Linked DNA regions of Homo sapiens: regions 1 and 2 are each linked to region 3. A link is an interaction called in ENCODE POLR2A ChIA-PET data of the cell type or tissue named here. Cell type or tissue: A673. All regions are shown on one strand.

Region 1 (8,000 bases), 350 kb after region 3:
AAGAATCTATTTGCATGAAATTCTCATGTAAATATAAGATCCAAATACAGGTCAACAAAAATTAGCCAGGCATGGTGGCGCATGCCTGTGGTCCCAGCTATTACTTCACTCGGGAGGCAGAGTGAGGCAGGAGAATCATCTGAACCCGTGAGGTGGAGGATGCAGTGAGCTGAGATCACACCACTGCACCCCAGCCTGGGCGACAGGGCAAGACTCTGTCTCAAAAAACAAACAAACAAAAATACAAGTGAAGAAACATTGCTGAGTTCCACCCACGTGTCTCAGAACACCAGTGACCACCGTTAGGTGAGCAAGGCAGTAAAATTACAGAGCAAAATCTAACAGGCCAGAGCTTTCCTGGAAAAGAGGTTTCTCAGGAGCCAGCCCCAAACATATCCAAGGGCAGTTACCAGCCTTTAAGTCTGAGGTTTGGATTTGAGAATTAACTTTGAAACTAGAGCCAACCCCAGGTTAAGGAGGGAGCAGAAGGAAATACAGGAAGTTGATGAATAAAAACAGAAAGTCTTTGGTACCATGAGAGTGAGACACATCAATGCTCCCAGAGAACCTGGGGACCCAGCAAAATTCCTTCAGGGACCGTGAATATAGGAACCTTCTTTGCTGCTGCAGGGATTTCAGATATTCTCCCAGTCTGAACCTGGTTTGGATTCTGGGCTCCCAACCTTGCTTCCAGTTTATAACTCAACCCAGCCACACTGGCCTCCATCTCCCCAACATGCCCTGACGCATGACTCGCACAGATGCCAGACAGACAGAAGGGCAGACACCAAAACACAGAGCAAGAAAAGGGCAACAATAAACTTTTTCTGAACTTAAGCCTTTTAAAGATCAATAAGGTTGCTAGATCCCTAAATAATAGTATTTTTCACATTCAATGATTTAGAAACTCCAGATGACAAAAGGCTACTGTAAATTCAAGTTTTAAAGTAAACTGGTATTTTGTTAATCATAATCACAGCATCATTTATATATAGTAATGATACAAACACGAGGCAGAAGGGCAGGGTCCCTGGTGAGAGCCCCACCCTCAAGCCTGGACCCAAGGCCCTAAATGAGAACAAGCATTCCTGTTTTCGCACCCAAATGTTGCCTTTCAGCCCACCATGTCCCCCATCATCCTGTGCCCATATAAAACCCCAAACCCCAGAATCCAGGAGCAGAAGAGTGGCAGAGGAGAGAAGAGAGGAAGTCGAGAGGAGTTGAGCTGGGGGCAGTTGAAGAGGAGATCGGCTGCAGAATGGCCAAACTCCAGGAAAAGATCACCTTCCCACTCCATCCCATCTCCAGCTCCCCATCCTGCTGAGAGCCACCTCCATCACTCAATAAAATCCCGCATTCACCATCCTTCAAGTCCATGTGACCTGATTCTTCCTGGACGCCAGATAATTCGGGATGCTGAACCCAAAAAGGCTGTCACACTGACTCTTAAGCCGTTTAACACTTAAGCCGTCCTCAGACAGGAGGGCTAAAAGAGCATTGTAACAACCCTAGACACTGCTGTGGGGCCAGAGCCCAAAAGTGCTCGCCTCGGCCCCTGTACTTGCTCACCTGCATGCTCCCCCTCCTGTAAGTGGTTTAAGCAAACCAGCCACACCCCTGTCCCAAGTACCTCGAAGGGGTCCAGGGAACTCTCCCATTTCAGTAACATATAAATGTCTAATGTGTGTGTGTATGTGTGTGTACGGAGGCATTAAAAAATCTGTCTACAGGCCAGGCGTGGTGGCTCATGCCTCTAATCCCAGCACTTTGGGAGGCCAAGGCCAGTGGATCACCTGAGGTTGGGAATTCAAGACCAGCCTGACCAAGATGGAGAAACCCTGTCTCTACTAAAAACACAAAATTAGCCCAGCGTGGTGGTACATGCCTGTAATCCCAGCTACTTGGGAGGCTGAAGAAGAGAATCGCTTGAACCCGGGACGCGGAGGTTGCCGTGAGACAAGATCATGCCATTGCACTCCAGCCTGGGCAACAAGAATGAAACTCCATCTCAAAAAAAAAAATGCTGTCTACAGACTATGCCTGGTGGGCACAGGACTGATGGAGCAGTCCCCTGGCAGTCACTCCCTAACTTGCTGGGGAGACAGGGCCACTGTGGGGGACCACCAGTGCTTTGAAGAGAGAACCCTGAGACAGACCCAGATCTGAAGATATATTAAGCTTCTCTGAGCCTATTTCCTCAACTGTAAAGTGGGAATCAAAGAGTCCCAAGGCAAGATGGTTGGCAGGCTCAGAGGCACCGATGGCTGTGCTACAATGGAGTTCTCTAAGGGCAATGCCATCACAAGTGCAGGGCACACATTCATGCATCCCATCTGCACAACAATCCTATCATGATCCCCATTTCAAAGGTGAGGTAGGTATCACAACCAATCTCAGAGCTGGGATTCAAGCCCAGGCAATCTGGTTGCAGAGCTCCTTACTAACAACAGCTCACTGCAGGCACTTGTAGCCCCAATGGACGGGGCCGGCCCAAGACCAAAACATGCCAGAGGCTTCTCCCTGAACCTCTGCTCCAGACAGAGGCCCTCCTATGGGGAAAAGCAACCCGGGTTCCAGGTCAGGACCCCAAAAGCCAGCCATCCTGGACAGCAGGATGCACAGGGAGTGGGTAGCAGGGCTTTGCAGCCTTTGTGGGGACTGGTAATTTGCCAACTCTACCCCAAGGAGAGAACTCCCCTCTCCCACCTGGTAACCCCACGAGTTCCCAATGGACTGAGTTTGTCTCCACCTCCACCAATCACACTGCTAACATGAGGCTTTTGGAGGGTTTGGAGGATTGGAGGAGGTTTCTCTCTCTACTCACCTCTTTACTTACTAGTAAGAGCTCATGTTATGTTAAACTATTTCTAAATTTCGTGAACCTGCAAGTTCCTAGTAGAGGCAGCAGAGAGAAAAGCATGGGCCCAAAATAGCAATTCTGGAAATGAGCGTACACCCAAAAAACTTTAAGGAAGGTGACTTGTCTGAGCTATAAGGGGAGGTGATGAGTCAGCCCCAACCCCCACATCAGCAACTTCAGACTCACATTTGCAAGACTAAGAAGAAAAGAAATAAATCCAAAAGGAAATACAAGAAGCATTAAAGAAAATAACAAAGGATAAAACTGGAATTGATTATATCCTTTCACTCAGTCTTCATAAAAGGAGACATACTGTGTGGCACTGCCGTGATCCAATCACATTGACTTTCTTCCCATGGCTTACAGGTGGTCAGGAGTACCCCTCTGGAGTACTGGAAGGCCCTGCTTTTGCGTGACTCTCAGGCAAGGCCCAGCTCTGGGCCCCAACAAGCACCCCAGGCCTAAAAAGCAGAAGGCACTTGAAGGGAGAGCACAAGCAGCCCTTGGGCCCCGTCCGACCTCAAATAAAACTTAGGCCAAGGGCTGCTATGGAATCACGTCTTGTGTTACCAAAAATCCAGTCTCGAAATAAATCAGCCCTATCAGTGCATGCCATGCCATGCCATACCACCCACCCAAGTCTAGGGCAGCTGAGCAGGGATTTCTCAGGGAAATAAAATGGGAAGCTCCAAACGACAAAGGGGAGCTAAGAGCATATGGTTCTGGGCTTGGGAGTAACCGCCAGCTTAGCTGAAAAGCTCTAAGGATGACCAGAGGCTTCCATGAAGCCCCTGCCAGAACCTTCACCACACACACAACCAACAGCTCAGCCAGTTGCCAAGGCAACAGCAACCTAGACATGTTTAGGCATCTGTAGAAACCAGAGCAAAGTACAATTTCCACACTTGTGATAAAAATGCAGCCCCCAAAGCATCAAGCAAAGCATCACTCTAAAATTTTGTTTTACTGACAGAAGAAGCAGGACTGGGAGGGGAAGCAGGAAGCTGGGCAGCGCCTGGCAGAGCCAGTGCAGTCAGACGAGCCCTGAAGTGTGGGCACAAAAACCTGCCTGTGCTTGGGAAGCAAGACACTTGTATGCCTGTGCTGTTTGTGGCTGTTTCCTCTTATGTCTACCTTCCTGGGTAGTCAAGTCTCTTCATTTTGTTGTGAACATCAGCTTTTCTTAGCTGGGATAAGAGGAACCAAGAAAAGTAAGCTTTTGCCCACAGTAAGGCAAGAGAACTAAAAGGGAAACAGCCCCTGTGGGGAGAGGGTAGACATGGTGGAGGCATCGCAGGAATTCTAGGGAGGGGACCCAGGGGTAAGCACTAAGGTCAGCTGGCCTGACCACTGCTCCCCACCTGGAGCCCCTCTCTGTCCCTGCTAAGCACCTTGTCCTTTGCAGACCCTGGCAAATGAGCCACCAGGAAAACAGGACACCACTCAGTCTGAGAGTGAATACCTAAGGGACAGTGGAGGGTAGGAAAGTCAGTCCATGGGGAGGGGACATGGTGACAAGTTCCACAGCAGACCAGAACAGAAAAACAAACAAGCAAACAAGGCAAGCAAGCACCAGTGCTATAAACTTCCCAGGTTCCCTTTGAGATGCTTGTCTCTGGAGATGAACAGAGCCAGGAACCCCCATGAGAGCAGCATCTAGAAGCTAGAGATGAACTCTAAAGGACCACACGACCCCCAGGCTGCCTGGCAGAAAGAACCCTGCAGAGTCTTTCCAATATGCATCCCTTAAGTGAGGAAAAGAAAGCTAGAGAAGGTCTGTGAGATACCTACCGCGATGGCTGAGCTGATGCAGGAATGTGGCCATAAGCACTCACAACCTTGGGAACGTGGAACATTAGCTCCAAGGATTAATCATCAAGTAGTAAGGATTTTCTAAAACAGCGTTCCTTGCTCATCAAAGTATGGCAACCAATTCAAGTAAAATGATATCCAGAAACTTAGGAAGGAAATGTGACTCATTTAAGAAACCCTCACAGAACTTTCTTATCTCACAGATACTTGGAAGTTCTAAAGGCCAAGGCAGGCACTTTAAAGAGAAAGAATCCCCATTTTTTCACCCAAAAAATCAGAAAAATACACTTACAAGCAGCAAGACAGGCTTTCAAAACACTCTTAAGGTGTTCATACCCTTTAATACAAGATTTCTATTCTCGGGAATTTATCCCCAGGAACTAATTACACAGATGAAAAAGGATGAAATTATAAACTGCAAATTCATCTACATTAGCAAAAAAGTGGAAATAACCTAAAATGTCCAGCACTAGGGAATGTTTTAATCTCATTACGTCAACAGGATAATATAACCATTAATAATCTTTTTGAAGATGAAGGTAAAACATGGAAAATACTTGAGAAAATATTTAAGTGAATCTGAATAATACAATTATAACAATGTCAGTTATTGAAAAGGAAACAGCGAGGTCAGTTCAAGCTCCAGATCTCTCCCATCTACAAACTGGATGGCCTTGAACTAGGCACCTGATCTCACTACCTACAGCTTCCTCACATTCAAACTAACAACCTCGAAGTGTTGCCTTGAGGCAGGACAGAGACAACGTACCTCTCTTGCCTCTTCTGAAGCTTGGTACAAAGTTGGCAGGGAATAGGTTACTTGATCAAGATACACAAAAACCACTTTGTGCGTGGAAGGTAAACTACAAAGAGTTTTTTACTCAGAACATTGTTTTCTATGTTGAACCTTCAATTTTTAAAAGATTTAAAGAAAGCAAAAAAGAAGTCATTTGACACAAAAGTGATGATTATCCCAAGCATAAAAACAAATATCGGCTGGGCGCGGTGGCTCACGCCTGTAATCCCAGCACTTCGGGAGGCCAAGGCAGGCGGATCACGTCAGGAGATAGAGACCATCCTGGCTAACACGGTGAAACCCCGTCTCTACTAAAAATACAAAAAATTAGCTGGGCGTGGTGGCGGGCACCTGTAGTCCCAGCTACTTGGGAGGCTGAGGCAGGAGAATGGTGTGAACCCAGGAGGCGGAGCTTGCAGTGAGCCGAGATCGCGCCACTGCACTCCAGCCTGGGCGACAGAGCAAGACTCTGTCTCAAAATAAAACAAAACAAAACAAATATCTGCTCTAATATACCTGAGCAAATGCTCTTATGTGATATCACAACGTTGACAAAATGTGAAGACCTTTCGCAATTTTACAAAGTGCAGTCCTCTACAGAAACACAATTTCTTCTCCCTTGTCTACCTGCTCTTTAACAGCATAAGATGCCTTTTAAAATGCATCTGCCGAAGATGAGGCACTCCTAAGCCAGGGCCTCTGGAATCTTCCTCCTGTCCCACGTGGGATGCATCATGGGGTGGGTGTACCAGCGAGTCACCCACGGCCTTGACCGCACCCCAGCAGCTCTCCCTTTTGTGCCCTTATCTCCCTGCTGTGTAAATGGTTGTAAACTTTCAGATTATTGAAACCAAGTTAGTTACAGACATAGATGCCGTCTTAAGCAAAGGACACACATAATCTCCCTCATGTCTATGTTTCTCAGAGGTGGGGGAGAAAGATTAATTATCTTTTAAAGATGTTCACATCTGAGAGTGATTCACAACTTACTTATTCCAGCCAGCCAGAGGAGGTGAAATGAGTGTGGGCTTCGGTAGGCAGAGCACCAGCTCTGATGGTGACCCTCTGAAGGCCACTGAATCTCTCTGAGCTTAGGTTTACTGATGGATCAAGTGGAGAGAACACTATCTGGTTGCAAGAATTAAATGGGCAGGAATGTAAAGCTTCTTGAATGGTCCCTCAGAAACTTCAGAACATGGGGGCCTGTGCAGACAGCCCCTCACCACTGACTCTGCACCCCCCACGCACATCCTCCTTGGTGGCACATGCCCAGTCTCCTTATCTGATGACACATTTGCAGGAGCAAAGGTCGCAATTGCTTAATTAAAGCATCACCACGTGCGAGCTAAGTGGCGAGCAGGCAGCCAGCTCCAGCCAATCAGACAGCTACAGAACCCACTAATAGCGGGCTTGGACGTCTGTACAGGGAGCACTGCCTGCTCTGTGGTTCCTCTGAAGACCACAATTCATGATCTTGGCACGCTCGGTTGGCGACAACATAATTTAATATAATGAAAGACAAATGCAGTTTAAAACATGAAAATGCTCACAAACTACGGTTTGGGTATCACTTTACATTAAGAAGATTTCATTTCATTCAATAGGAAACTTCAGAATACACAGTTGATCCTATCTAAAGACCACCCTGCAGGTCCAGGCAGAGGCCCCGTCACAGGCCTCCCTGGGCGCTCTGGGCTTGGGCTCAGAGGCCCATATGGGGTCCTGGCAGGTGGCCTCAGGCAAAACCACTCACCCCTTTAGCTCTGACTCTCTTTCTCCTCTAAACAATGAAAAGGGAAACAAATCAACAAGGCTGTCCTGAAAACAAAATGAGGGCTATGGAAAGCTTCTTGGTAAAATGCAAATGCCTAGACAACCAAGCTCTTTTTATTTATACTTATTTTAATTACAAAGTTATTACTTAAACATTAATCTAAAAGTAAAAGGGCAATGGTACTGTGTGGAAAACAAGGAGAAACTTCCTATAATTCTAAAGCCTTAACTATCACTGCTGCGTGTTATCTTAATACAATTTCACACAGGTGAGCAGTGCTCACACCTTTATCATTTGCTTTCTAAGTCCTATTTCCCATCACCTAGGGATAAGCTATCATTACCAGTACTCCCTTCCAATCCTGAGTCACTACGTGTAGTCAAGCAACATCCCTTCACCCCAGGGTCAGGCTTTCTAGAATCCATCACATTAAACTCAGGCAGAGAATTACCAACCCAGAAGAGAGCAAGGCCTCTCTGCATGGCAAGGCTGCCCTCAAAACCCAGGGAGGATATGACCATCATCAGGCCCTTACCCCAACAAAAGGGCCAGGTGCCAACAGCAGCTTACAAAAGGTGGTGGGGAGAAAGACAGGCCCTGTAAGTGCCAGGATATGAGGGGAGTCCATGCAGGGCCAGGGCAGGAGGCCTCACCCACACCAATGACCTGCGACTACACCCGTGACCCCGAGTCACCAAGGAAAGGTCCAAAAAGTTCTGGAAGGATTTTTAAATAGAACTGGATAAAATCACTTTGGG
Region 2 (8,000 bases), 460 kb after region 3:
TACACATATACACATATATACATATATACACATATATACATATATACATACATACACACATATATATACATATAGAGAGAGAGAGAGAGAGAGAGACTGAGAGAGAGAGAGGGCTGGGCACGATGGCTCATGCCTATAAACTGAGCACTTTGCAAGGCTGAAGCAGGTGGATCACTTGACGTCAAGATTTAAGACCAGCCTGGCCAACATGGTGAAACCCTGTCTCAATAAAAAATATAAAAACTATCCAGGTGTGGTGGTGGGTGCCTGTAATCCCAGCTTCTCAGGAGGCTGAGGAAGGAGAGTCGCTCAAAGTGGGGAGGCAGAGGTTACATTGAGCCGAGATCACGCCACTGCACTCCAGCCTGGGTGACAGAGCGAGACTCTGTCTCAAAAAAAAAAAAAAAAAAAAAAAAAAAAGAGAGAGAGAGAAGCTGTGAAGCCTCAGCAGAAGCTGTTCTTTTGTGTTCGTTTGCTTTTGAGCTGGAGTCTCACCCTGTCACCCAGGCTGGAGTGCAGTGGCACGATCCTGGCTCACTGCAGCCTCCACCTCCTGGGTTCAAGCAATTCTTCTGCCTTAGCCTCCCAAATAGCTGGGACTACAGGCACATGCTGCCATGCCTGGCTAATTTTTTGTATTTTTAGTAGAGATGGGGTTTCACCACGTAGCCCAGGCTGGTGTCAAACTCCTGAGGTCAGGTGATCTGCCCGCCTCAGCCTCTCAAAGTGTTGGGATTACAGGCGTGAGCCACTGCACCCGGCCCAGAAGTTGTTCTTAACTGTTGTTCAAGGAGAAGCCTATCGGGGGGAAGAACCAAGAGAGGGACAGAGGGAGGAAATCACCCAAAAATAGATGTGTCTCTTTGGCCCTAATGCACACAACATGCATGCATTTCTTCAACAGCTATACAGCTGGGCATGGTGGCTCACGCCTGTAATCCTAGCATTTTGGCGTAGGGTCCAGCCCTACTGGGCCTTGTGGGTTTTCTCGTCGTGTGCGGAGACATAGAAAGAAAGACACAAGAGTAAGAGAGAGTATGAAAGACAGCTGGGCCCAGGGGGCCACTACCACCAATGCACGGAGTCCGGTAGTTGTTCCGAATGCCTGGACGCACTGCTATTTATTGTATACAAGGCAAGGGGGCAGGGGAAGGAGAGTGAGTCATCCCAAGTGATTGATAAGGTCAAGCAAGTCACGTGTCCACGTGACAGGGAGCCTTTCCCTTTGTGGTTGCTAAAGCAGAGAGGGAGGATAGCAGACGTCAGCGTTTTTTCTATGCACTTATCAGAGAGATCAAAGACTTTAATACTTTCACTAATTCTGCTACTGCTATCTTCTAGGAACTTAAAAGAGGCACCAGGTGTACAGGCGGGACATGAAAGTGAACAGGGAGCGTGACCACTGAAGCACAGCACCACAGGGAGACGTTGAAGCTTCCGGATGACTATGGGCAGGCCCGAGTCATGTCAGGCCTCCCACAAGAGCTGGTGGAGCAGAGTGTTCTCTAATTCCCCCAAGGAAGGGGAAACTCCCTTTCCTGGTCTGCTAAGTAACGGGTGCCTTCCCAGGCACTGGCGCTACCACTAGACCAAGGAGCCCTCAAGTGGCCCTTATCCGGGTGTGACAGAGGGCTCACACTCTTGTCTTCTGGTCACCTCTCACAATGTCCCTTCAGCTCCTGACTCTGTATGGCCTGGTTTTTCCTCGGTTATTATAATAATAATAATAATACAAAGATTAATACTAGAAACTAATGATTGATAATATCCATATATAATCATCTCTATATCCTATTTCTAATATAACTTTCTCTTATCCTATTTTCTTTATTATATTGGAACAGCTTGTGCCTTCAGTCTCTTGCCTCTGCAACTGGGTGGCTTTCTGCCCACACTTTGGGAGGCCAAGGCAGGCAGATCACCTAAGGTCAGGAGTTTGAGACCAGCCTAGCCAACATGGCAAAACCCTGTCTCTACTAAAAGTACAAAAATTAGCAGGCTTGGTGGCGCATGCCTGTAATCCCAGCTACTCAAGAGGCTGAGGCAGAAGAATTGCTTGAACCTGGGAGGTGGAGGTTGCAGTGAGCTGAGATTGCACCATTGCACTCCAGCCTGGGTGACAAGAGGGAAACTGTTTCAAAAACAAAAAACAAACAAAAAAACAAAAAAACAAACCAAAAAACCCCCAGCTATTTACTGAGCACCTACTATATGAGCGGCGCAGGATGAGTCTGGTTTAGATTCTAGTGGGGGATGGGAGTCAGACAATAAGCAAATAGACAGGTGACTAAATATGTAAGAGAGCAGAAGGTGCTGTGGAAGAAAGTAAAATAAGCAGGAGAAGAAGGGAAGCAGTAGCCCCACCACCAGCCTCGGACAATAGTGAAGATCACTTGGCATTGGGTCTGACATCCTGCCAACATCCTTATGAGTTGTGTATCGCAATCTCCATTTCCCAGAGAGTGTGGGAAAGACAGCCTCTGATGCACGAGGCTGTGCTCAAGCTCACACAGCTGTGAAGGGCAGCCTCCACCCCTCATGTCAGGTGCAGTGTCTATGCCCCTCCACCCTACAGCTCAGTTGGCCTCTCAAAGCCTCAGTCTCCTCACCGATAAACTGGGAATGTAATAAAGTTTCCTAGGCTGGGCGCAGTGGCTCACACCTGTAATCCCGGCAGTTTGGGAGGTGGAGGTGGGCTGATCACTTGAGGCCAGGAGTTCAAGACCAACCTGGCCAACACAGTGAAACCCCATCTCTACTAAAAAATACAAAAATTAGCCGGACGTGAGGTGCGTGCCTATAATCTCAGAGCCTTGGGAGGCTGAGGCGGGAGAATCGCTTGAACCTAGGAGGCGGAGGTCGCAGTGAGTCAAGATCGCACCACTGCACTCCAGCCTAGGCGACAGGGTGAGAATATGTCTCAGAAAAAAAAAAAAAAAAAGGGCTGGGCGCGGTGGCTCACGCCCATAATCCCAGCACTTTGGGAGGCCAAGGTGGGCGAATCACGAGGACAGGAGTTCGAGATCAGTCTGGCCAACGTGGTGAAACCCCATCTCTACAAAAAATTAGCCAGGCTTGGTGGCAGGCGCTTGTAATCCCAGCTACTTGGGAGGCTGAGGCAGGAGAATCGCTAGAACCTGGGAGGTGGAGGTTGCAATGAGCCAAGATTGTGCCATTGCACTCTAGCCGGGGCGGCAATGCGAGACTCAGTTTAAAAAAAAAAAAAAAAGTTTTCAGAGGATGTACAACAGCTCTGTCCATGGAGGGCCTCACAGCTTCGGAGCTGAGTCCAGGCTGGGTGTGCAGAATGCCAGCTGACGGATGTACTGCTGGCCAGCTGTGGGTCGGGGGGCAGCCTGGGTACGCCAATCAGTTGGACGGAGGCTGCAATACCTCTATTTAGGAGCCCTGGGCACTCTCGGAGACAATGGGCATTATTTTCCCTTCAATACCCCTCCGCATGGCTGCTAGATTCCAATTCCTTAACCTCTTGTTCCTTTCCAGCTCAGTGTCCTTCCATAGCTCCCCAGTACCGACAGGATAATTAGGCCACATTCACCTTTCTATTCTGGTTGGAATCCAGTCCCTTCTTTGAATTCCCCTCAAATATCTCCTCCTCCATGAAGCTTTCCCTGATATATTTGTGTCCTCTGTGGGAGCCTGGCGCTTAGTTTTCCCTTGCTTGACGCCACAGTCACTTTCTGTCTGTCCCTGCATTGCCACTGTCTTGAAGGTAGGCATTTGGCATTGTCTCTGGCTTGGCTCTGGCTTCAGTTAAGACCAAACATAGTTTTCTTCCTCTTCTAAAAAAAGATAATGTTTTTGCACGTTTATCTAGACAATCCGGAAAATACATGAAAACACAAGGCAGAAAACTAAACCACGGCTGGGAGCGGTGGCTCATACCTGTAATCCCAGCACTTTGGGAGGCCAAGGTGGGCGGATCCCTTGAGCCCAGGAGTTCCAGGCCAGCCTGGCCAACATGGTGAAACCCTGTCTCTACTAAAAATACAAAAATTAGCTGGGTGTGGTGATGCACGCCTATAATCCCAGCTACTCAGGAAGCTGAGGCACAAGAATCACTTGAGCCCAGGAGGCAGGGGTTGCAGTGAGCCAAGATCACGCCACTGCACTGCACTCCAACTTGGATGACAAAGTGAGACGCTGTCTCCAAACAAAAACAAAAACAAAAACAAAAAAACAAACTAATAGGACCAGGCGTGGTGGCTCACACCTGTAATCCCAGCACTTTGGGAGGCCGAGGTGGGCAGATTCCCTGAGGTCAGGAGTTCAAGACCAGTCTGGCCAACAGGGTGAAATCCCGTCTCCACTAAAAATACAGAAAAAAAAAAAAAAAAAAAAAACATTAGCCGGGCGTGGTGGTGCATGCCTGTAGTCCCAGCTACCCTGGAGGCTGAGACAGGAGAATCTCTTGAACACAGGAGGCGGAGGTTGCAGTGAGCTGAGATGGCATCACTGCACTGCAGCCTGGGTGACAGAGTGAGACTCCATCTCAAAAACAAAACAAAACAAAAACAAACAAACAAAAACTCAATACACCTGTATTAGTATTGAGTTTAATTGACATACCAAAACATGCACAGTTCCTAAGCATTCAGCTGTTTGCATACATATGCACCCCTGCAGCCACCATCTGTGTCACCCCAGAAAGTTCCATAATGCCCCTTCCCAGCCAATACCCATCTTCACCCTGGAGAGGGAGCCGCCAATGTCACCTCTAGCGCCATAGATTAGGTGTGCCTGGTAATGAACTTCATGATGCCCAGAGATGACTACTATTCCCATTTTGCTGTGCTATATTTCCTTCCAGACTTTCACACATGGATTTTTTTTTTTTTTTCTTGAGACAGAGTCTCGCTGTGTTGCCCAGGCTGGAGTGCAGTGGCACAATCTCGGCTCACTGCAAGCTCCGCCTCCCGGGTTCACGCCATTCTCCTGCCTCAGCCCCCTGAGCAGCTGGGACTACAGGCGTCCACCACCACACCCAGCTAAATTTTTTTGTATTTTTAGTAGAGATGGGGTTTCACTGTGTTAGTCAGGATGGTCTCGATCTCCTGACCTTGTGATCTGCCTGCCTCGGCCTCCCAAAGTGCTGGGATTACAGGCACCTGCCACCTTGCCCAGCCATACATGGATTTTTAAAGAATATAGGATTCTAATGGACACAGTGATTTATACAGCATGCCATTTCATTCAATAGATCATGCGATCATGCATCTCCAAGACAGTTTCCTTCGTGAGCTTTTTTTTTTTTTTAGACAGAAGAATCTTGCTGTGTTGCCCAGGCTGGAGTGCAGTGGCACGATCTTGGCTCACTGCAATCAAGGCCTCCCAGGTTCAAGCAATTCTCTGCCTCAGCCTCCCAAGTAGCTGGGACTACAGGTGAGTGCCATCACACCCGCTACTTTTTTTTTTTTTTTTTTGAGACAGAGTTTCACTCTTGTTGCCCAGGCTGGAGTATAATGGCGTGGTCTCAGCTCACTGCAACCTCTGCCTCCCTAATTCTCCTGCCTCAACCTTCTCGAGTAGCTGGGATTACAGGCATGTGCCACCCCGCCCAGCTAATTTTGTATTTTTAGTAGAGATGGGGTTTCTCCATGTTGGTCAGGCTGGTCTCAAACTCCTGACCTCAGATGAGCCGCCTGCCTTGTCCTCCCAAAGTGCTGAGATTACAGGCGCAAGCCACCGCGCCTGGCCTAGTTTTTTAATTTTTAGTAGAGATGGAGTTTCGTCATGTTGGCCAGGCTGGTCTCAAACACCTGACCTCAGGTGATCCACCTGCCTTGGCCTCCCAAAGTGCTGGGGTTATAGGCGTGAGCCACCATGCCCAGCCATCTCTTCCTCCTTTTGATCAGCATATTGTCTTGGGATTTTGCAAAGTAAATAAGTACTGTATTTGCACCCACTCTGCCCTTGAATCATCCAGTGTCCCCAAACGGTCCTTCTTTCTCCATCTTTTCTGCTAATGTTTACTGAACATCTCCTACATACCTGGCACTGTGCCTCCAGCCTTAAGACCCCTCTGCAAGCATCTCACATATATCAGGTCTTTCGGACCCATGAGACCCCGTGTCATTGCTTTACCTCCCTGAGTCTCAATTTTTTCATCTGCAAAATGCATTCAGAGGGAAGCCCCCATTATGAAGGGTTCCCTGCTCCTGACTGTAAGGCACTCTGTGGCTGTTAGCCACAGTCAGGGCGAGCTGCTTTGTAGGGGTTGATGTAGTTTGGAGGCCCTAGAAGAAAAGACTACAGGGCCGGGAGTGGTGGCTCACGCCTGTAATCCCAGCACTTTGGGAGCCCGAGGCCGGTGGATCACCTGGTGTCAGGAGTTCAAGACCAGCCTGGCCAATATGGCAAAACCCCGTCTCTACTAAAAATACAAAAACTAGCCGGGCATGGTGGCACACGCCTGTAATCCAGCTACTAGGGGGGCTGAGGCGGGAGGATTGCTTCAACCTGGGAGACAGACGTTGCAGTGAGCCAAGATTGTGCCACTGCACTCCAGCCTGGGCAACAGGGCTAGACTCTGTCTCAAAAAAACAAAAACAAAAACAAACAAAAAAACCCCACAAAAGCAAAGAAGGTCCAGAGCCCGGAAGGCGGGAGGGGCTCTGAAGACTTTATCACACTTTACCTCCTCTGTTCCTCCCAACAGCCCAGCTCTTGGTAGGTGCTGTTGTCCATTTCACAGATGAGAACATTGAAGGGGAAGTAATTACCCTAGAGGTGGGAAGAACAGAGTGAGGGTACCCAACAGGTAGCAAACGACAGAGCTGGGGGAGGGGAACCCCTGTCCCTGCCCCTCCCCTAATCTCTGAGGGGATCAAGACAGAAGTAAACAAGCTTTGCCGTGCCCAGGACAATTGTTACTTTGTTATTCCAGGAGCGCTCTGCCTTCTCCCACCCCCAATATACCCCAGGGCTGGAGTTAGGTCCTACCCATCCCCGCGTAGCAGGCTGCCCACCCGCCCACCCCGCCTGGAAGCTTTCTGATTTCTCTGTTCGCCCCGCCAGGCGCTGTGGGGTCCGTCTCACCAGGTCTGCACGTGAGCCCCCTGCCCCCAATCCCTCCCAGTCCCGCCCGCCTCTCGCGGACCCGGAGCCCCGACGGGAGGGGGAAGGCAGTGGGTGTGTCATGCAGCTGGAAGGCTGCGGACGGGCGGCAGTGGAGGGGCAGCCCCCTGGCTTCGGGTATGGATCACTGGATGCTGCTGCTAACCAAATGTGAACCTCGGTTTTCATATTTGTGAAATAGGCTTTAAAACACCTAAATCCCAAAGCTGCCAGCCTAAGGAGCACACGTCTTTGAACGCTGGCTTCACGCTGTCATTTAAGTCATTTCGTCCTCTTGGAGCCTCGGTTTCCACGTGGGTAAAATGATCGTGAAAAAAAGCACCGAGGAGTACTTTGAGCTCGAACGGAGGCCATCCGTGTAAAGGGCCAGATTCTGTCAATGGATCGATCCCCCCGATATTGATGGAAACCCCTGAGTGCACGCCCGTGCTGGGCGCAGGGGAAACAGCGACGCACGGGACAAAACAAGCTTGCAGAACAGCAGGGGGCAGAGAGGCTGTAAACAAGCCAACGGGCTGCACTTGTAGCGGTTCTGTTGCCAATGCCATTCAGACCCCAGTCCGGGATTCCGCGCTCGGGGTGCGAGAGGCCGCTCCCGGGGAGGGGCGGGACCCGGGCGGGGCGGGAGGGGCGGGGCGCCCGGGCCTATTAGGTCCCGCGCCGGCAGCCGGGCCGCAGACACGAAGCCTCCCGGGTGGCTTACAGACGCTGCCAGCATCGCCGCCGCCAGGTGAGTGCCCCCGACCCTGCTGCCGCCCGCTGCTCCGCCCAGCTCGAGCCCGGCGGTTAGCGCCCAGGCCGCGGCCCGGGTGCCGAGCGGCTGGAAGTGTGGGGAGCCGTGCCCAGGTTTTACCGCTCCAGCAAGTCGCTGGCGGGGCGACGTCTCGGGACTCCGGCTCCGA
Region 3 (8,000 bases):
GAGCCCGGGGACACTTTCTGGCCACTAAAGAGAAGGGGTGGGCTTTTTATAGGTAAAAGTTCTTATCTGGGGAGGCAGCCACAGGCAGACCATCACCGTCGGTCAGTCGTTTAGTCCACAAACCCCAGTGGGCACTGAGGTGGCAGGTCCCATGTGCAACGCAGGGGACACAGGCCAGGAGGCCCCGCCCGAGTTCAAGCCAGACGGGGAGACAGACACCGGCAGAGAGGGCGCACCACAGCCAGGAGCAGTGGAGGGGCGAAGGTTTCACCTCCAGAAAGCCAGAGGCCCTGCCAGACTCACACGGTGGGGTGCACTCTCTTCCTACCCACACGGGTTGGAACAGGCTCTGCCCCGTCCTCGTCCACAGCACCACCCCAACCCTCACCAGCAGTGGGCCAAGTAAACAGAAGGCAGGTGGCTGAGGCCAAGGTCCCACCCCTGTGCCTCCTCACCTGTGCTGCGTGCACACTCACACACACACTCACACACACAGACCACCTCACCCCAGCCACCTGGGGGCCCAGGAGACAGCTGCCTCCCAGCCCCTGACCTAATGCCCACAAGCCATGCTCTGCCCCACCAGGGAACCCATCACCCGCCTCTCCTTGCCTCTAATAACACAGAGGGGAAGAGGGACACAGGGTGCCAGAGTCCCAGGGAGCCCCCAGCTCATGCACCATAGCTGAGGGGCTGCGTAGCTCTGCTCCCCACACATAGAATGCCCTGCGCAGCTGCCCACCCCTGGAATTCCCCACTGGGACCCTGGCCTCCACTCTGCCCAGGCCAGGTTAGGGGTGGGCAGAGAGAGCTGCCAGGGCCCCCGACCTGGCAGGCCCGGTCCTCCCCAGGTGCCAGCTCCCTGCCCTGGAGCTTAGACAAGCCAGTCGGGTGACTTGCTTACCTGTCCCCTGCCTGCCCGCCAGCGGTCCTGCCAGAATCTGAGCGGCACCTCCCTCCTGGTCCTGTTCTAACCGGGAGGAAGTGGGAGGGAGTGGAGGAAGTTCTGCAGTGGGGGGCTCTGGCTTGGCTGGGAACTGTGGGGGAAGGGAACCCAGGAGAAGGAACAGGTGGACACAGAGCTGGGATCTGGGCCGCAGAGTAAGCATGGGGCTGCCAGGGACAGTAGGAAAGCCCGGCAGACTGTACCTGTCAGCCTGTCAGGGTCGCTGAGCACTCACAGCCGGGCTGGGAGGCAGGGGAACCACAGTTCAGGATGGCAGACCAAGCTCCAATGTTTTCCCAGTGTGGCTGGCAGACTCCAGGGCCAACCCCTGGCCTGGATCCCACAAAGTGTTGGGAGAGGCCTCCCATGGGGCCTGCATGTCTTAGATAAGACACCTAGAGCACCAGGCCCCCAGCCAGCCTCCTCCAGACTGTGGGGAGCCCGTAAGCCAGGAGGCCTGGCTCAGAATGTGCTGGAGACATTCTGGGCCAAGCGAGGATCCCAGCAGCACCCACAAAGGGTAATCCCCACCCACCCTTGGAGAGATGGGGCTGGGCGGGGGAGGGTTGGTGGAGGTCTCCCGACTCCCAGGCAGTGCTCTGCCCCTTACAGAGGACTGCTCAGCCATTCAACAGAAATATATGGAATGAGGCCAAGAACGGCGTTCACACCTGTAATCCCAGCACTTTGAGGAGCTGGGATGGGAGGATCACTTGAGCTCAGTTTGTGGCCAGCCTGGGCAACATAGCAAGACATTGTCTCCATTAAAAATACAAAAAATTAGGCCAGGCACAGTGGCTCACTCCTGTAATCCCAGCACTTTGGGAGGCTGAGGCAGGTGGATCATCTGAGGTCAGGAGTTCGGGACCAGCTTGGCCAAGATGGCGAAGCCCAGGTGTGATGGCGAGTGCCTGTAATCCCAGCTACTTGGGAGGCTGAGGCAGGAGAATTGCTGGAGCCCAGGAAGTGGAGGTTGCAGTGAGCTGAGATCATGCCACTGCACTCCAACCTGGGTGACAGAGAGAGACTCCATCTCAAAAAAAAAAAACTTAGCCAGGCATATTGGCACGTGCCTGTACTCAGGACACTGAGGTAGAAGGATCACTTGTGCCCAAGAGGTTGAGGCTGCAGTGAGCTATGATCGCGCCACTGCACTACTGTCTGGGTGAGAGACTCTTCTCAAAAAAGAAAAAAGAAAAAAGAAATGTATGGAGCAGCCAGGTGCAGGGGACGTGGCCATAAATCCAACCACCAGCTGGAAGGTATGGAACACCACCAAAAACAGCAGGGAAGGGTTGGGTGGAGACCAGGGGAAGCTTTAGAGACACAGGCAGGACATTTCAACAATAAAGGAGGCAGATGCTTTCTGGGGAAAAATGGGCCGGGTGTTGCATGGAGGTTGGGGTGATGCCCACAGGTTCACCCTGGCCAAGGTTGCCTGGGGTCTGAACATCCCGAAGTTCTGGGTTGGGCCACACTTTCCTTAGCAACCACCCAAGCCAAGAGGCCTTTTGCCTGGATCCCCAAGGAGGAGACTCCAGGTCCTCCCCAAGGAGGGAGGACCCAGGTGCCCTCCAAGTGGCAGATGCCAGGCATAGAGGTAGAGGTGGAGGTGGAGGAGCACTGGGCTGATTCCTCCTGTGCCAGCCTCCCCACGCCTAGCGGGTCACAGTTGACAGGAGAGCTGCCCTCTGCAGCCGCAGCCTCCACATGTCCACACAGACTCAAGCCTCCAGCCTCACCATGGTCAACTTTTGAGAAACTGGGGAGAGGAGGTGGCCTGGGGGGAAGGGAAGGTGGCTCTAGGCCAGCCCAGGAGTGACAGCAGCAGAGTGGACTTTGAAACCCCATGGAGCAGGCTCCTTCCGGCGGCAGCGTTGTGGGACGGTGGCCAAGACTAGTTTGCATTTCCCCATCTGTGAAATGGGGCAAACAGCACTGACACCGCAAAGTGTGAGGTCCCCAGCACAGCTTGCAGGGTCAGTGGGAGCCTGGCCTTGATGGGAGCCTGGCCCACTGAGCATTGGGAGGATGCCCCCGTGTCATCCGGGTTCTGTTCCTTGTTGCTAAACGTGCAAAACCCTCTGACATAGTGACATCGCACACACACACACGTTCAGTCGCAGTCAGTGACATCGCCCATTCACATACTCCCGTACACACACACACACCCCATCACACGTTTCCATGCCCGCCCTTCACACCCACGGTCACACTCACACACACATTCACTCTCAAGCCATTCACACGCTCGCTCACACACTCACACTCAGCGGCACACACGCTCACAACCACGGGTCCCTCCAGCAGCCAAGGCCCCACGGCGGCCAGGGCAGGGCCCAGGTGCCCCCGGGTGCTGGGCTCTGGCGCGCCCCCCGGGCAGGAGGGCTGGGTCCCCGCTGCAGACTGCCAGGGCGTAAGTAGCGGTCACCACGTAGCTCGCCCAGGCCCTTGTGGGGTGGGGTGGGGCGCGGCGGGCTGGGCGGGCGAAGTGGGTGCGGCCGGGTGCGGCCCGGGTCCCGCGTCACCTCCCGCAGGCCAGCCCGCCCCCTCGCCGCCGGGTCCCAGTCCCTCGCGACGCCCCGCGGCCCCGGCGCCCCCTCCCCGCCTACCGTGCTGAGCTGGGCCCCCATGGTGGCCCCGCGCCGCGCTCGCTCTGTCGCCGCCGCCGCCGCCGCCGAGACCGTCGCGCCCGGGCCCGCGTCACTCCGGAGCAGGGGCGGGGCCGAGGGGCCAGGCGGGCGCGCGGGGCGGGGCGGGCGCGGGGGCGGGGACCGGGTCGCTCCGCCTGCTTCTGCCGGGGATGGAGACTGGGAACTGGGGATGCGGCCCTCTGCGCTCCGAGCTCTCCCGCCGCTGTGCTGCCCCGCGCGGGACGGTGGCCTCTCTGGGCCTCGTTCGCCGCCATAAAGGAAGCAAGATGGCGCCCCCCGGATGGGAGCGAGAATAAGAGGCGGAATCTTCCCCCGGCCTCCGAGACTGCAGGGGCCGGTCCTGCCTGGCCTGGCCTGGGCCTGTGCCTGCAGCTGCTCAGCGCGGCCCTTCCCCGGGCCTTTGAATTTGTAGTTCCCTGGGCAGCACTGTTCCCAGCTGCCTCGGGCCGGGTTAAATGCTGCGGTCTCAGCACGGCCCGCCCGGAGCCTCCTCGCCGGCGGCGCCTCCGCTCCCCACGCCATTGTCCCACTGTGGAGTGATCTTTGTCCCACTTAGCTGAAGGCCTCCTGCGTGTTTCCCCCACTCCCACCCCATCCCAGTGGACTGTGCGCTCCCGGAGGGCAAGGCCCTATCTGGTTTGAAGTCCCGTACATCCCCAGAGCCTAGCCACACAGAGCCTAGCATATAGTAGGTGCTCAATAAATACCTTTTTTTTTTTTTTTTTTTTTGGTAAAGCAGGGTCTCACTCTTGCCCAGACTGGAATGCAGGAGCCTGATCACAGCTCACTTTAGCCTCAACCTCCCAGGCTCAAGTGTTCCTCCTGCCTCAACCTCCTGAGTAGCTGGGCACATGCCACCACGTCCGGCTAATTGTTTTTTTTTTTGAGACGCAGTTTCGCTCTTGTTGCCCAGGCTGGTATGCATTGACGCGATCTCGGCTCACCGCAAACTCCGCCTCCAGGGTTCAACAGATCCTCCTGCCTCAGCCTCCCGAAATTACAGGCATGTGCCACCACATCTGGCTAACCAGCTAATCTTTTTTTTTTTTTTTTTTTTTTTTTTTTTGAGACAGAGTCTCGCCCTGTCCCCCAGGCTGGAATGCAGTGGCGCCATTTCGGCTCAATGCAAGCTCCGCCTCCAGGGTTCACGCCATTCTCAGCCTCCCGAGTAGCTGGCACTACAGGCACCCCACCGCGCCCGGCTAATTTTTTGTATTTTCAGTAGGGACGGGGTTTCACCGTGTTAGCGAGGATGGTCTCGATCTCCTGACCTCGTGATCCGCCCGCCTCGGCCTCCCAAAGTGCTGGGATTACAGGCGTGAGCCACCGCGCCCGGCCTAATTTTGTATTTTTAGTAGAGACGGTGTTTCAACATGTTGGTGAGGCTGGTCTCGAACTTCCGACCTCAGGTGATCCACCTGCCTCGGCTTCCCAAAGTGCCGGGATTACAGGTGGGAACTACCGCGCCCGGCCATTTTTGCATTTTTTTGTAGAGACGGGTTTCACTATGTTGCCCAGGCTGGTCCGGAACTCCTGGGTTCAAGCCATCCTCCCACCTTGGCCTCCCAAAGTGCTGGGATTATAAGCGTGAGCCACGATGAGCAGCCTAAATACTTGTTGAATGGATGAATTTGACAGACAGTGGGCACCTTCTCTGTGTAGGCTCATGCTGGGCCTTAGCGTCATTCTCTTGCCTTGCTCTCCTGGTAGGGTCTTGGACCCAGATGTGAGCTCCTGGTGCTCTGAGGGGATGGGGTGGGCTGTGTGTTCAGGCAACGTGGCACAGACCAGGCAGAGAAAGGGAGAAGCGCCTTGCTGGCAGGGCCTGGAGGTGGAGACAGGTGAACAGAGGCCTGATGGGCAAGGTTAGAGGGGCTGATACAGCCGAGCTGGGGTGTGATGTGACGTTGGGGAGGCAATGTGGAGCCCCGGGTGGAAAGAACTGGAATGTCAAGGAGAATGGGGAGCCCTGCAGGATCTAGGTAGCTGAGGGAGTGACTCACTGGGTTTATTTACCCAGAGAAGAGATCTCGCTCTGATGCCCAGGCTGGAGTGTAGTGATGCAGTCACAGCTCACTGCAGCTCAAGCCATCCTCCCACCACAGCCTCCCGGAGCACTGGGATTACAGGCATGAGCCACCATGCCCGTCTGCCTACCCACCCACCTGACCTACTGTTTTTTTTGTTTGTTTGGTTGGTTGGTTGGTTTTTCTTTTTTGAGACGGAGTCTTGCTCTGTTGCCAGGCTCACTGCAATCGCGGCTCACTGCAACCTCCGGGGTTCAAGCGATTCTCCTGCCTCAGCTTCCCTAGTGGCTGGGACTACAGGTGCGTGCCACCATGCCCAGCTAATTATTATTATTATTATTATATTTTTTGAGACGGAGTTTCGTTCTTGTTGCCCAGGCTGGAGTGCAATGGTGCGATCTCGGCTCGCCGCAACCTCCGCCTCTCAGGTTCAAGTGATTCTCCTACCTTAGCCTCCCGAGTAGCGAGGATTACAGGCATGCGCCACCACACCCAGCTAATTTTGTATTTTTAGGAGAGACAGGGTTTCTCCATGTTGGTCAGGCTGTTCTCGAACTCCTGACCTCAGGTGATCTGCCTGCCTCGGCCTCCCAAAGTGCTGGGATTATAGGCGTGAGCCACCACGCCCAGCATGTCCAACTAGTTTTTGTATTTTTAGTAGAGACGGGGTTTCACCATGTTGGCCAGAATGGTCTCGATTTCATGACCTCATGATCCACTCGCCTCTGCTTCCCAAAGTGCTAGGATTACAGGCGTGAGCCACGGTGCCCAGCTCACCTACTGGTTTTAAAGAGGGAACTCTGGGGGCAGTGTGGAGGGAGGGACCTACTGCCATAGAATACAAACGTAAATCTTGACTTGGGATCAGCTAAGCATTATTTCAATTTTATTTTATTTATTTTGGTATAACTTTTTGCTGAAAGTATCTTGGATTCATGATGGATCTTTCTGGGTTTTGCCACATATTTTCATGCTAAAGGTTAAATTATTTTTTACGTGCAAGTAATCTGAATAGTTTTACCCCCATGGGAACACTGGTTGTAGAAAGATGACACTACATGGGTTAGGTGTCTTTTTTTAATTGAAAAACTAACAAAAAGAGGAAAAGAAAAACACACAGGCCAGGCGCAGTGGCTCACGCCTGTAATCCCAGCACTTTGAGAGGCTGAGGTGAATGGATCACCTGAGGTCAGGAGTTTGAGACTCAAAAAAAAAAAAAAGGAAAAGAAAAGCTAGCCGGGCACGGTGGCTCACGCCTGTAATCCCAGCACTTTGGGAGGCCGAGGCGGGTGGATCATGAGTTCAGGAGATCAAGACCATCCTGGCTAACACGGTGAAACCCCGTCTCTACTAAAAATACAAAAAAAATTAGCCGGGCATAGTGGTGGATGCCTGTAGTCCCAGCTACTCGGGAGGCTGAGGCAGGAGAATGGCGTGAACCCGGAAGGCGGAGGTTGCAGTGAGCTGAGATTACACCACTGCATTCCAGCCTGGGCCACTGAGAGAGACTCCATCTCAAAAAAAAAAAAAAAAGAAAAGAAAAGCTAACAAATTGTCCAGTTGCATATTTCTCTCTCTCTCTCAAAAAAAAAAAAAGATGGGGTCACTGGAGACCCCTCATTGTCCATACCCTCCAGCTGGCTTGGTCCCCAGTTCCAGCAATCCTGTCCTCTGGCTGCCCCCAACCCTGGCACAGGACTGTGCCAAGGGTGTTTATTTTGCCCATTTATTGATCTGGGCCTCAGCTCCCAACACATTTCCTTTCTGGGGTTTGGATCTGCTTGCAACAGCCAAGTGAGGCCCCAGAACTTGCTGCTTTCCAGGGGACACTGTTAAAATGTCCTTTTTTCTGCCAAGCTTGGTGGCTCACACCTGTAATCCCAGCACTTTGGGAGGCCAAGGCAGGCAGATCACCTGAGGAGTTCGAGACCAGCCTGGTCCAACATGGTGAAACCCCGTCTCTACTAAAAATACAAAAATTAGCCAGGCATGGTGGAGGGCGCCTGTAGTCCCAGCTTCTCAGGAGGCTGAGGCAGGAGAATTGCTTGAACCCGAGAGTTGGAGGTTGCCGTGAGCCGAGATTGCACCACTGCACTCCAGCCTGGGCAACGGGGCGAGACTCTGTCTCAAAAAATAAAATAAAAAAATAAAATAAAATAACATATCGTTTTTGCTCTGAGCCCTCCTTTTTACCCTGAGGTCTAATCCTGCCTGCACCCAGGGAGGTAGGGATGTCTCCCCAGTGTGGTCAGCAGAGCAGGTTGAGGGAAGTTGGGGGTCCAGTTTCTTTGGAAAGGGAGGGGTAGGTTTCTCCCCTGAAGCTCATGGGGGCTGCTCACCTCCTGCAAGGTGCTGACTGTGAGGCAGCCCCGG

The links. Peaks named below come from ENCODE experiments on the same cell type or tissue, not always from the same donor. Only the 100,000 strongest peaks of a DNase experiment are listed, where the experiment ranks them.
Region 1: POLR2A ChIA-PET joins it to region 3 with 11 read pairs; 6 of 35 experiments call an interaction of 5 or more read pairs at or near these places.
Region 2: POLR2A ChIA-PET joins it to region 3 with 10 read pairs; 8 of 35 experiments call an interaction of 5 or more read pairs at or near these places.

What each region holds. Positions count from the first base shown.
Region 1 is chr22:42,997,659-43,005,658 of GRCh38, forward strand. The region is part of intron 1 of PACSIN2 (protein kinase C and casein kinase substrate in neurons 2); the gene reads right to left. Among named protein-coding and RNA genes, the nearest start is that of PACSIN2, 13 kb to the right of the region's middle. RefSeq lists an enhancer at 3,909-4,088 and a silencer at 6,783-6,882. In A673, no CTCF peak of the experiment used is centred here; no DNase peak of the experiment used is centred here; H3K27ac peaks cover 1,077 bases.
Region 2 is chr22:43,102,976-43,110,975 of GRCh38, forward strand. It overlaps BIK (BCL2 interacting killer), which reads left to right and starts at 7,775. Exons shown (of 5, transcript NM_001197.5): 1 at 7,775-7,828. RefSeq lists a silencer at 7,725-7,894 and an enhancer at 7,842-8,000. In A673, no CTCF peak of the experiment used is centred here; no DNase peak of the experiment used is centred here; H3K4me3 peaks cover 892 bases; H3K27me3 peaks cover 509 bases.
Region 3 is chr22:42,645,737-42,653,736 of GRCh38, forward strand. CYB5R3 (cytochrome b5 reductase 3) reads right to left here and starts at 3,656. Exons shown (of 9, transcript NM_000398.7): 1 at 3,559-3,656. The coding sequence starts at 3,579. RefSeq lists silencers at 3,167-3,516, 3,537-3,726, 4,037-4,136 and an enhancer at 3,831-4,644. In A673, no CTCF peak of the experiment used is centred here; a DNase peak (open chromatin) is centred at 3,755; H3K4me3 peaks cover 1,332 bases; H3K27ac peaks cover 2,794 bases.